Regions from separate parts of the Homo sapiens genome. Here regions 1, 3 and 4 are each linked to region 2. A link is a contact called in ENCODE Hi-C or POLR2A ChIA-PET data. All regions are on one chromosome and are shown on one strand. Each heading gives the region's core, a stretch centred on a gene start or an enhancer-like site at or near the end of the contact. The rest is flanking DNA. Distances are from core to core; before and after follow the strand shown.

Evidence for each region. A loop is a pair of places that touch in the nucleus more often than their neighbours do. ChIA-PET counts read pairs that join two places held with the same protein, here RNA polymerase II (POLR2A). Pooled maps may share reads with other maps.
Region 1: a pooled map shows a loop between it and region 2 (2.1-fold over the local background). The contact joins two enhancer-like sites. A Hi-C loop is called at or near these places in 1 of 168 maps with a recorded cell type or tissue (endothelial cell of hepatic sinusoid) and 3 of 50 pooled maps. POLR2A ChIA-PET finds 5 or more read pairs at or near these places in 2 of 52 experiments (CD8-positive, alpha-beta memory T cell and OCI-LY7).
Region 3: a loop to region 2 is called in a pooled map, with 4 times the contacts of the local background. The contact joins two enhancer-like sites. A Hi-C loop is called at or near these places in 1 of 168 maps with a recorded cell type or tissue (K562) and 3 of 50 pooled maps. POLR2A ChIA-PET finds 5 or more read pairs at or near these places in 4 of 52 experiments (AG04449, H1, OCI-LY7 and 1 more).
Region 4: a loop to region 2 is called in a pooled map, with 15 times the contacts of the local background. The contact joins two enhancer-like sites. A Hi-C loop is called at or near these places in 2 of 37 single-sample maps with no recorded cell type and 9 of 50 pooled maps. POLR2A ChIA-PET finds 5 or more read pairs at or near these places in 1 of 52 experiments (OCI-LY7).

What each region holds. Positions count from the first base shown.
Region 1 is chr10:132,664,862-132,667,561 of GRCh38, reverse strand. All of the region lies in intron 4 of INPP5A (inositol polyphosphate-5-phosphatase A), which reads right to left. Among named protein-coding and RNA genes, the nearest start is that of NKX6-2, 120 kb to the left of the region's middle. RefSeq lists an enhancer at 603-1,802. Within about 2 kb of position 1,406, at least 6 of the 41 ENCODE cell types and tissues checked have a DNase peak (open chromatin) inside an H3K27ac peak, as active enhancers do.
Region 2 is chr10:132,570,702-132,573,544 of GRCh38, reverse strand. The region is part of intron 1 of INPP5A (inositol polyphosphate-5-phosphatase A); the gene reads right to left. Among named protein-coding and RNA genes, the nearest start is that of INPP5A, 34 kb to the right of the region's middle. RefSeq lists enhancers at 131-899, 1,120-1,169, 1,180-1,329, 900-1,669, 1,830-1,969 and 2 more. Within about 2 kb of position 1,489, at least 20 of the 41 ENCODE cell types and tissues checked have a DNase peak (open chromatin) inside an H3K27ac peak, as active enhancers do.
Region 3 is chr10:132,480,860-132,483,626 of GRCh38, reverse strand. No RefSeq gene overlaps it. Among named protein-coding and RNA genes, the nearest start is that of LINC02870, 37 kb to the right of the region's middle. RefSeq lists an enhancer at 2,656-2,767. Within about 2 kb of position 1,431, at least 7 of the 41 ENCODE cell types and tissues checked have a DNase peak (open chromatin) inside an H3K27ac peak, as active enhancers do.
Region 4 is chr10:132,684,105-132,686,804 of GRCh38, reverse strand. All of the region lies in intron 4 of INPP5A (inositol polyphosphate-5-phosphatase A), which reads right to left. Among named protein-coding and RNA genes, the nearest start is that of NKX6-2, 100 kb to the left of the region's middle. Within about 2 kb of position 1,409, at least 12 of the 41 ENCODE cell types and tissues checked have a DNase peak (open chromatin) inside an H3K27ac peak, as active enhancers do.

The DNA.
Region 1 (2,700 bases), core at 157-2,656, 94 kb before region 2:
CCTCTTCAGCCCCGCTGTGCAGGGCCACTGGAGGCTTCAGCAAAGCAGATTAACTTCTGCCTCGCCCTGCCAGCATGCCTATCCAATTTCTAAAGAGGATAACGCAATTTGATAAATTTAATTCCAGCTACAAACTCAATTATTGTGATAATAGATGAAAACTGGGAGGAGCCTCTGCACAAGGCCCACAGTTTTAAAAACACACTTAACTCCAGAACGAGCTTCAACAGTAATGGCTTGATTTGATTTGTTCTCTCTCTTTTGAAGCCCCTTTAAATAATTATGATGGTTGGAAGAACAGCCGACATTTATTAAACAGCCGAGCTCCAACCAAAAGGGGCTGCGGCTTAGACAATCCAGGTCATACTGGAAACGTCTGCTGTCCTGAGCTTGTACAGCAGCATTTATTAGACAAGCACATCATTACATTATTGGATCTCATAAATAGATATATAAAACTCAGCCAGCCTCAGATGAAACCTCCCTCTTGCTCAACACTGGCGGGTCTGCCCCAGCTTGGAAAGCGGCATCCAGCAGGACCCTGCCATTTTTTTGTCCCAGGTGGCAGAGGGGGTTGGGGGTGAGAGGAATTAATGAAAATAACTTTTTTAAAAACCACCTTTACCCTCCTATGATTCCCAGCACACTCAGTACACATTATGACTCAAGTTATCTCCAACGAGCTCTCAATGCACAGATATCTTTCTCTACCCGAGTCCACTTACGGATGAGGTGGGTGGGTAGCCTGCCGAGAAGGTCTGCACAGCACACGCTGGGGGCCGCTTTAAGGGGACAGCTGCAATTGCTGGACTTCATCCATTAGGTCAGCAATAAAAATTGACAACCAAACATTAATTTCAAGATGAAGAGCACAGTGTAACAATTTCCGTTTGAAAGATGTTTCGGCTCGGTGTGGGCCATCCTTCAGGGTTTTCCCAGACAATTCCAGATGCTGCTGCACTCCAGAAGGAAAGAGAGCCCCACTGCAAAGTCGGCAGCCTCGGGATGGTGCGCCACGGGGCCAGCGGTTTTGGGTGATCCGACAGGGGTTTTTTTGTGGCTGTTTTCAAACCCAGTGATGTATACTTTAATACTTTAACTGTCTAAATTCCACCTTTTCCATACAGGAGGGAGCTGTACAGCTGGTGTCTCTTCACTGCATGCTTGAAAGGCCCTTATCCGTTACCTCCCTACTGCCTACGATGACTTCACAGTTCCTCAAGTTTCCCCCAGCCAGCAGAAATCAGATTTAAAACCAGTGAAAACATGGAATAATGTGTTCAAATGGCTCTCCCTTTCTGTCGGTTTAAACATAAATATCCCTGACTATGAATTACTCCCCCAAGTTCCTAGATGAATCATAGTGAGGAAGTAATGATGCATTATAACAGTCACGACATGGGAGGAAGCGCTGAGTAAAGGCCAGGCACACAGTGACTCAGTTTTAAGGCAAACCTGGTAAAGGACTAATGTGGTTATATCATTCTTCTCTTTTTTTTTTTTTTTTGAGACAGGATCTTGCTCTGTTGCCCAGGCTGCAGTGCAGTGGTGTGATCTTGGCTCACTGCTACCTCCACCTCCCAGGCTCACACGATCCTCCAGCCTCAGCCTCCCAAGTAGCTGCGACTACAGGTGCACGCCATTGCAGCTGGCTAATTTTTGTATTTTCAGTAGAGATGGGGTTTCCCCATGTTGGCCAGGCTGGTCTTGAACTCCTAAGCTCAAGCAATTCACCTGCCTCAGCCTCCCAGAGTGCTGGGATTACTCCTAAGCTCAAGCAATTCACCTGCCTCAGCCTCCCAGAGTGCTGGGATTACTCCTAAGCTCAAGCAATTCATCTGCCTCAGCCTCCCAGAGTGCTGGGATTACTCCTAAACTCAAGCAATTCACCTGCCTCAGCCTCCCAGAGTGCTGGGATTACTCCTAAGCTCAAGCAATTCACCTGCCTCAGCCTCCCAGAGTGCTGGGATTACTCCTAAGCTCAAGCAATTCACCTGCCTCAGCCTCCCAGAGTGCTGGGATTACTCCTAAGCTCAAGCAATTCACCTGCCTCAGCCTCCCAGAGTGCTGGGATTACAGGTGTGAAGCACTACACCCAGCCCATTCTTCCCTTTTAACCAAGGAAGAAATTACACAATGAAACAAATACCCCGAATCTTAATATCACTTTTCCTTTGTCATAATTAACAATTAGCGACACAGAATCGAGGGGAAAAACACAGGATCCGTTTACTCCTAGGAAGGGCGTTTCTGTGAATCTAAGAGGGGGCTTTCCTGTGTTCTCAAGGCCACGGGTCAGCCAGTGGCCGCTGCGGGGTGCGCTGTCTGGGAGACACTCTCGGGATGGAAGTGAAGTGCTCCGTCTGTCCCCCTTCTTTGGAAACACAGGTGTGTCTGCAAAGGCGAGGGAAGGCCTCAGGTGGGCATGATCTCTGAAGCTCCAGCTTCGTTTCCTTCAGTCTGGGGGTGCCCTCATGCACAACAGGGCTTGGCCTTGAGGGACCTGCCCTGCACAGGCGGGGCGCTGCCAGGCCACGACTTCAGGAAAGTTCTGGGCAGGCAGGGGCAGCCCCTGACTGCTCAACGCCTCAGTTGCAACGGGAAAACCTGAGCCACCCCAACAAGCCTACATCGGGGACTCCGATACTTAAGACAGCAGGATGCATCTCTACGTGCACAGGTGGGATGCACTAAACGCTG
Region 2 (2,843 bases), core at 240-2,739:
CCCAACATCAACAAAACCTCACACAGCACACACACCCCAACATCTCAACAAAACCTCACACGGCACGTACACCCCAACATCTCAACAAAACCTCACACGGCACGTACACCCCAACATCTCAACAAAACCTCACACGGCACGCACACCCCAACATCTCAACAAAACCTCACACGGCACACACACCTCAACATCAACAAAACCTCACACAGCACACACACCCCAACATCTCAACAAAACCTCACACAGCACACACACCCCAACATCAACAAAACCTCACACAGCACACACACCTCAACATCAACAAAACCTCACACAGCACACACACCCCAACATCTCAATAAAACCTCACACGGCACGTACACCCCAACATCGCAACAAAACCTCACACGGCACACACACCCCAACATCTCAACAAAACCTCACACGGCACACACACCTCAACATCAACAAAACCTCACACAGCACACACACCCCAACATCTCAACAAAACCTCACACGGCACGTACACCCCAACATCGCAACAAAACCTCACACGGCACGCACACCCCAACATCTCAACAAAACCTCACACGGCACGTACACCCCAACATCTCAACAAAACCTCAGTATCTACAAAAAGTAGCTGTGTATGAAATAAACCGAGCTGATGTTTCTTTAAACAAGTTCTTTCAATGGGATTCCAGAGGCCCAGGTCTTGCATTTCAGCAATCAGCAGAGCAAGGGAAACACTCCAAGGCACGCTGCAGACAGACGCCCAGCAGAGGCAGGGCCAGAAGCAACACCAGGTTAAGTGGCACAAACTTTCCCTCAGCAACAGTGTCCTCTGAATCCTGTCCTGTTATAAACGCTACCGAGTAAAGCCAGAACAAGCACACTAGCCCATTACCAGGACTAGAGCATGAGAACCAGCAGTACCAAAAACACTTCCCAAGGGCTAGACACATGAAAAAGAGCAAACGGCACATCCCCACCAAGAGCCCTGGGTCACGCTGCTTCACAGGGAAAGCAGCCCTGGGCAGCCTCAGCATCCCTCCCAGGGAAAGCAGCCCCGGGCGGGCGTGCTCAGCATCCCCCTCCCCCAGGACAGCACCAGCACAGCCCTACGAAAGGCCCCACCCCCAGAAACCACGACTCCTCCCAGGCAAGCTGTGCAGCTCAGGCACCTCCCTGCAAAACAGAAGCTCAGGGAAGGCCTCTGGTCCAGGTGAGGGGCCCCACACCAGGGGCATCTTGCCACCAGGGGCATCTTGCCACCAGGGGCATCTTGCCAGCTGAGAAACTCCGACATTCTTCTGAAGGCCCCCCCATGGGCCACAGGCGTTTTCCTCTGAGTATCACAATGGTCCCTCCGGCCAGCCTCTCGGCACACCTGGGCCAATACCCTGTGGGTTTCCGGCCAGGCTCTTGGATGAGTCACCTTTTCCTAGACTATCTGCGGTGCCAGACATGAGCTGTCAAATCCCCAGTGTGTAAGTCCCAAGAGGGCTCTGCAGGCTCGTCCTGTGCTGCATGCTACTCAGCAGGCCTGAGTCTCTTCTAGTCAGGAGGGACCACAGGAAACAGTGAGACAGAGGGGCACAGCAGTGGGGGACAGAGGTGGTGGTCAGGGTGCGGCCCACTCTGCCTCTAGCCCAGTCGGTCGTTAACAAGCTCAGATGCCAGAGCCAGCCCCAGCTCAGTTCACACCCTGCCCCCTCCACCTGCTACCGCAGGGCCTCACACTGGCTGCTCACTCGCTAGCCCCTGTCTTTCCATCTGTGCAATGGAGCAACACAGCACAGGCATCAGGGCTGTGGAGATGATAGGTCTCCCTTCAGACACTCGAGGTCCTTACAGCACGCACGTCAGGGCTGCGGGGATGACAGGTCTGCCTGCAGACACTCCGGGTCCTTACGGCACAAACGTCAGGGCTGACATACCTAGAGACACACCACATCCTTACAGCACTATCTGGCACATAAAGGACATAAATATCAGCTGCACTTTTTTTAAATTTAGCTAAGCTCCTTAATAGCTCTGTGTAGTCCAAAGTTGGTGGTTTTGATTATCAGTGGTCCTGAGTGACCCAGAACCACACACAGCGGCAGGAGCTGGGCCTCTGTGTTCACCCAAAGGGAACTGAAAGAAGCCCTTCCCCGCAGCTGGGGAGGACAAGGCCCAGACAGGCCCATGTGGCAGAGCCCGGCGTGCCAGCAGAGAGGGTAGGCAGGTCCCAGCAGTGTGATGAGGGATGGGTGTGTCCTTGCGCCAATGGCCCTCCTCCTCTGCTCGGCAGGAGCCTCTGGCCTCGCTGCTTTGCTAGGCGATCTCTCCTTTTCTCCCTCTTGCTGTTCACCTCATTCAGCAAAAGGCACCTGCCTCATGCTGCATTCCCAGGTAGCTGCTGTCAGGGCCAGGGAAGGTGTCCAAAGGGCCCAGGGCGGAGCCCACGGTGAGGAGGGCCCAGCAGGTGGGCGTGCACTGTGCCCAGCTGGACCTGGCCAGGCAGCAGGAGGGGTTTGGAGAATGTTCCAACGCCCCGAACCCACGGGAGTAGGCTGTGGTGGGGAGGGAGTGCCTCGTTTTCATCCCTCAGCCCCCACCCACCAGGAGAGCCAGGCAGGCTGCTGCCGTGTGATGCGCCGCTGTGCCGATGAGAGGCGACCTGAGAGCAGCAGCGGCCGGAAGGACGGCCCTCTATCCACATCGCAGCACGAAGCTCACTGGCACAGAACACCCCCACCTCCTGCTGTCCTGGCAGCCCAGAAACACCCAGCACCAGCCAGTCACCCAGAAGTGTCACCACCGTATGGGTGTCCCCAGCCACCACTTCCAAATGGCTCAGTTGGTCCCTTGGTTTTATT
Region 3 (2,767 bases), core at 182-2,681, 90 kb after region 2:
TTTCTGTTTGCATTCTCCTAACGACTAATGACCTTGAGCATCTCTTCCTGAGCTTATTGGTCGTTTGTATATCTTTCTGAGGAACATGGCTATCAAATACTTTGTCCATTTTTATATCGAGTCACTTCTTATAATTCATTATTATTATTGTAACTATCTTTATTTGAATTATGTTTTCTATTTGCTGATGTTAAGAAATACAATGGCTTTTTATGTGGATCTTGTAAGCCGGCTACCTTGTTAACTTTCTTTTAGTAATTTCTCTACAGATTCATTTTGTTTTTGTAATAATCATTGCCTGGAATTTATGAATTATGTTCTTCCTTTCCAATCCTGGTTCTCTTCACTGCTGTTCCAGTGAATGACAAGGTGTGAGGCTGCCCTGCGTTAAACCTCGGCTGGATCTCTGCCGTGCCGCTGAGGGGAGAGTATTCCCACCTTGGCTCTGGATTTTTTTTTTTTTTTTGACGGAGTCTCACTCTGTCACCCAGGCTAGAGGGCAGTGGTGCAATCTCGGCTCACTGCAAGCTCCACCTCCCGTGTTCACGCCATTCTCCTGCCTCAGCCTCCTGAGTAGCTGGGATTACAGGCGCCCGCCACCACACCTGGCTAATTTTTTGTATTTTTAGTAGAGACGGGGTTTCACCGTGTTAGCCAAGATGGTCTCCATCTCCTGACCTCGTGATCCGCCCACCCCGGCCTCCCAAAGTGCTGGGATTACAGACGTGAGCCACCGTGCCCAGCCTGGGCTCTGGATTTTTAAAGGGGATGCACCGGTGTTTCCCCATTTTTGGTCTGCTGTAGGTTTTTGGTAAGTTTCCCATTTCTAAGTTTGAAAAGTCTCTTCCTTTTTTCCTGAGTGTGTTTTGAGTTGTGTTGAGTGATTTTCGGCATCCACTGGGATGAGCCTGTCTTCCCCTTTAATCCGTTCATGCGGTGAATGAAAGTTATCGATCTTCTCGGTCTAAATCACTCACATTCCTGGGATAATCCCAGCAAATCCCAACACAGTCATGAGTGTCATCACCTTTTAAAAATAGACGCCGTGAGTTCAGTGTGCTAATGATTTGTTTAGGGTTTGTACGTCTTTGTTTGGGAGTGAGATTGTACTAAAACATGATTTTTCTTGGACTATTCTTGTCTGGTTTGTTTTAAAGATTGTAATGGCTTCACAATGATTCAGGGAGTGCTCCCTCCTTTCTACTCTCAGGAAGAGTTTGTAAAAGACTGGAACGTTCTGTTCCTTGAAAGTTTGGTAGAACACATCTGTGCAACCCTGGGCAGGGGAAAATAAGAACCCTGTGAGTTCTTAGTCGGAACAGATCCCTCTTACAAAACAGAGATGAATAGAAGAAAAACAAGCAGAGGCTTATTAACATGTGTGTTTCACGTATGTGTGGGAGATGCCTAGGGCATGAGTCACTCTCAACGAGGCGGCTTTGAATTCCAGCTTGTAGAGCATCTTTAACAAAGAGCGATAGATTTTCAGAGAAGTTCTGGGCAAAAAAGAAAGACTTGGAGTCTCTGTAGGCAGGAACTTGAGGAAAAGCGAATAAATGTCAGATAAAGGCTCCTTCATAAAGCTTGTTGGTGCAGATTATTCTGGAACTATCTTCAGGTGCAGGTGATGAGGGTCTGAAGCTGTCTTCAGTGGTTAACCTTTGTTCTCCCTAGTAGAGGGGGGCAGGATTCCTTCGTCTTTGTAAGCCCGTGTCCTGTGTCGAGGGGGGACCGGGAGCTCTACCTCCGTTGCTCCTCGCAGAGGCCCTCAGCCCCACAGGCCTGCTTTTCAGGAGGCGCGTTCTGGTCTCCCACACCTGTCAACCTGAGTTTTCTTGCAGGAGATTTTAAATCAATGGTTAAATGTCTTTAATGGTTGTAGAATTATTAGGTCATCTCTTCCTTCTTGAATCAATTTTTTGTCATGATCTTCTGCGAATGTATTCATTTTCCACAATTTTCTGGGAATGTATCCATTTAAAATCTTACCTGTTTTGGAAAAGATTTCAAACGGACTGGTTCCTGATATGTTTATCTTTAAACTTCTGCTTGTGTTTGATGATTCTCCTTTTCATTCCTAATACCGACTCTGTTCTCTCTCTCTCTGTTTTTGCCAGTGGCGTCTGTCACCTTCATCTTTCTAATAATCAGCCAACATTTGTCTTTGATCCACCCGATTTGCCTTTTATTTTCTATTTCCTGAGTTTCTGCTCATATTTGTATCTTTGTCCTGCTTTTATTGCTTTAGCCTCTTGTTCTTTTTGTCACTTACGTTGAAGGCTTGGCTCATTAATTTCCATTGTTTCCTTCTTTTAAATCTGTCTAATTTCTGGAGTGAGTTAGTTGCACTTTGCAATATTCCATATGTACGTGGAGAGTTTCATGTACTCATACATAATAGGCAGTGCACCCACTGTAATCTGGTTCTAAGCATTTCTCATTTCTATCATGTGTTATTCTTTAACTCACGGCTTTTAGAAGTGTATATTTTATTTTCCAAATAAATGGTAATTTTGGAAGGTTCTACTTCTTTTTTTTTTTTTTTTTTTTTTGAGATGGAGTCTGGCTCTGTCGCCCAGACTGGAGTGCAGTGGCGTGATCTCGGCTCACTGCAAGCTCCGCCTCCCAGGTTCAAGCAATTCTCCTGCCTCAGCCTCCCGAGTAGCTGGGACTACAGGTGCCCGCCAGCACACCTGGCTAATTTTTTTTTTTTTTTGTAATTTTAGTAGAGACGGGGTTTCACCGTGTAAGCCAGGATGGTCTCGAT
Region 4 (2,700 bases), core at 160-2,659, 110 kb before region 2:
ATCCCTTCATTTGTTTCAGATAAAGAAAGCACTCTGAAAAAACATAATAAATGTCGCTGCAAACATTTAAATCATTACCTCATTGAATGTTAAAGCTAACAGAATATTATAAAGTTTGCAATAAATAAGTGAAAAATAAATTGCCAGTGCAGGGATAGAAACTGCAATTCATAGTCAGAAAATCCATAATTAGCTGTAATGAACATTTAAAGTCAAAGTTCGACCCAACTTTTTCGGTGTTTACCCTGTCCCATCAATACGGTTCAGGGCACCCATTTATCACAGACACCAGGACATTGGGCCAGGAGCGTGTCCGGGGCCTGCCGACAGGAAGTCCCCAGCTCGCCCAGGTCTCTGACCACAGTACTTGTCAAGAGTATGTCTGTCACATCTGAGAATAATGACTCCTCGCCTCTTGCTAAAAACAAAATACTTTTTACGTATTGATAAACAAGACTGTCAAGAGTGCTCATTAATTCTGCATTAGTGAAATGCAGCCATTAGCTGTGATGCTTCTGCGAGGACTGCAGACACGGGCAGGAGTCCTCCAGCCCCCGGAGGCCACGGCACAGCCGGGAAGCGGCCTCCACTGGACAAAGCCAAGCCCCTGGGGCACCGAAAAGTCGATCCGGTGCGGGCCACACAGGAGATCCAGACCCCGGCTAACCTGGGCCCTGGCTGGGGCTGCACTGGTGGGACCCTGGTCTCTGAAGGCAGCCTGGGAGCTAATGGGCAACTGAAGCTCCCAGTCACCACCATCAGGCTTCCACACCAACTGGCGACCAGGGCGCAACGAACCCTGCGTACCATGGGGGCTCAGTGCCTCTCACAGGGGCGGCTAGTGAAGATGGAGTATTTACAAATGCTATTAAAACAACCTCTCAACTTCAATTGGAGTCCGGTAATGTGATAAATGGCCACACCGTGTCACTTAGCTTGATTTCGGGAGCTGAATTCTGATAGCGGGCCCACTTTGCAAACACAGCCAACTCAGGGCGGGAGCAGACCACTTCTCACACATTTGGAAAGAACAACGCGTCCCGGCAGGCACTGTGCAATCACAAAGCCCGTGTTTGTTGAGCAGGGTCCCACCTCCCGGACGGAGCCACCGGCTGGAAGGCTCGGGATGACTCAGGCCGGGGCAGAGGCTGACAAGCCAGGAACACAAAGCTGCCATTGGAAATGCCTCCATCACTTTTTATTTGCAAACAAGTCAGATGGCCGGTAATTTATCATTTCCGCAATCAGGTGAACGACCAAAGCACACATCATTAACCTGGTCTTCTGCACCCAGCTCCCTCGTGCACAAAACAGAACACATTCCTAAAACTTCAGTCACACAGACCCCGCGCTAAGGGACGCACATGAGCACACACTCTGCTCGAGACAGAAAGGGGAAATGCACAAGCAGTGCCCATGTGAGGCCCCAGGTGGCAACAGGGCCCTTCCCCTGTGCTGGTTCCAACCGCGTCGCGGGCGTGACCACAGGTGCCAGCTCCCAGTGCGCCCCAGGGGGATCTCTGTGGAGCCTGCCACTGCATTCTGCCACTGGGAAGGGAAAAAGTGTTGAGGGAGGAGGCCACGGCCCGCGGCCCAGGGGAGCCCTGACTAAGGCCGACCGTGCTTATCAACAGTGACTCAGAAAAAAGAGTGGCAGCATTTGGTGACTCCCATCTCACTCTGAGACAGCATGACATTTTGTTATTTCTACAGATAAAGCGTTTTCACCTCCAGTTTTTTTTTTTAATAAAATAAATCTAGGAGCAGAAAGAAAAACTTCATAAGATATTGTTGGTAACTAATCTTCAAGTCTGCAACAAAATAGAGAACTTCATTTGTTTTAAATGAGAGTCGAGAGATTACTAAACATGACTCCCCTCATACGCAGCCCACTCCTTCCCCAGCTGCATGCTGTGAGGACACAGGACCCCCAAATGAAGGACGCGGCCTCACGCAGGAGCCCAGGGGCACGAAACCATGCTCACCTGGGCTCTGACACACCCTGTGAGGGCCAGTGGCAAACATCTGTGCTCTCTGAGAACAAAGCTAAGGACATCACGGAGAGGCCAAGCCTGACGTTCCGTCCTCATTAGGGTGAAAGCACCTGCCCGAGCTGAGGCAGGCATGTGGTTCTGAGCCTGATCTTTCAGACATTTCCTCTGCCCTTGTAATACAGGAGAAATGAGAAGACAGGCTCACAGTGACTAATGAGTGACTGCTGAAGACATGAGCCACAGGGACACACCACATCCTGTGAACTTACAACCCCACACCCTCACGGCTGCTTTGCACCCAAGAGAAACTCCTGCACACACACACATATGTACACATCCATGCACACACATGTACATAACCCACATCCATATACACTATAGACAAACATACATATGTAATACACACACATACATGCATACACCTGTAGACATACATATGTCTGTATACACACGTGGAATGCACACACAGACCTCTCTCAGAGACGCTGGAGCTCTCAGGAGACAGGCATGAGAATACAATGGCATATGACCTCTGAAAACACCAACTGAAAATGACCCAAATGCTTAACGTGCAAATGGGTAAATCAAATTTGAAATATTCCTATGATAGAACCAGATACAGCAAGGAAAATACACAGATCAGAGTTACATCCAGAAACACAGGTGGATTTCACAAAGGAAGCCAAGAAAGAGGACAGTTTCTCAA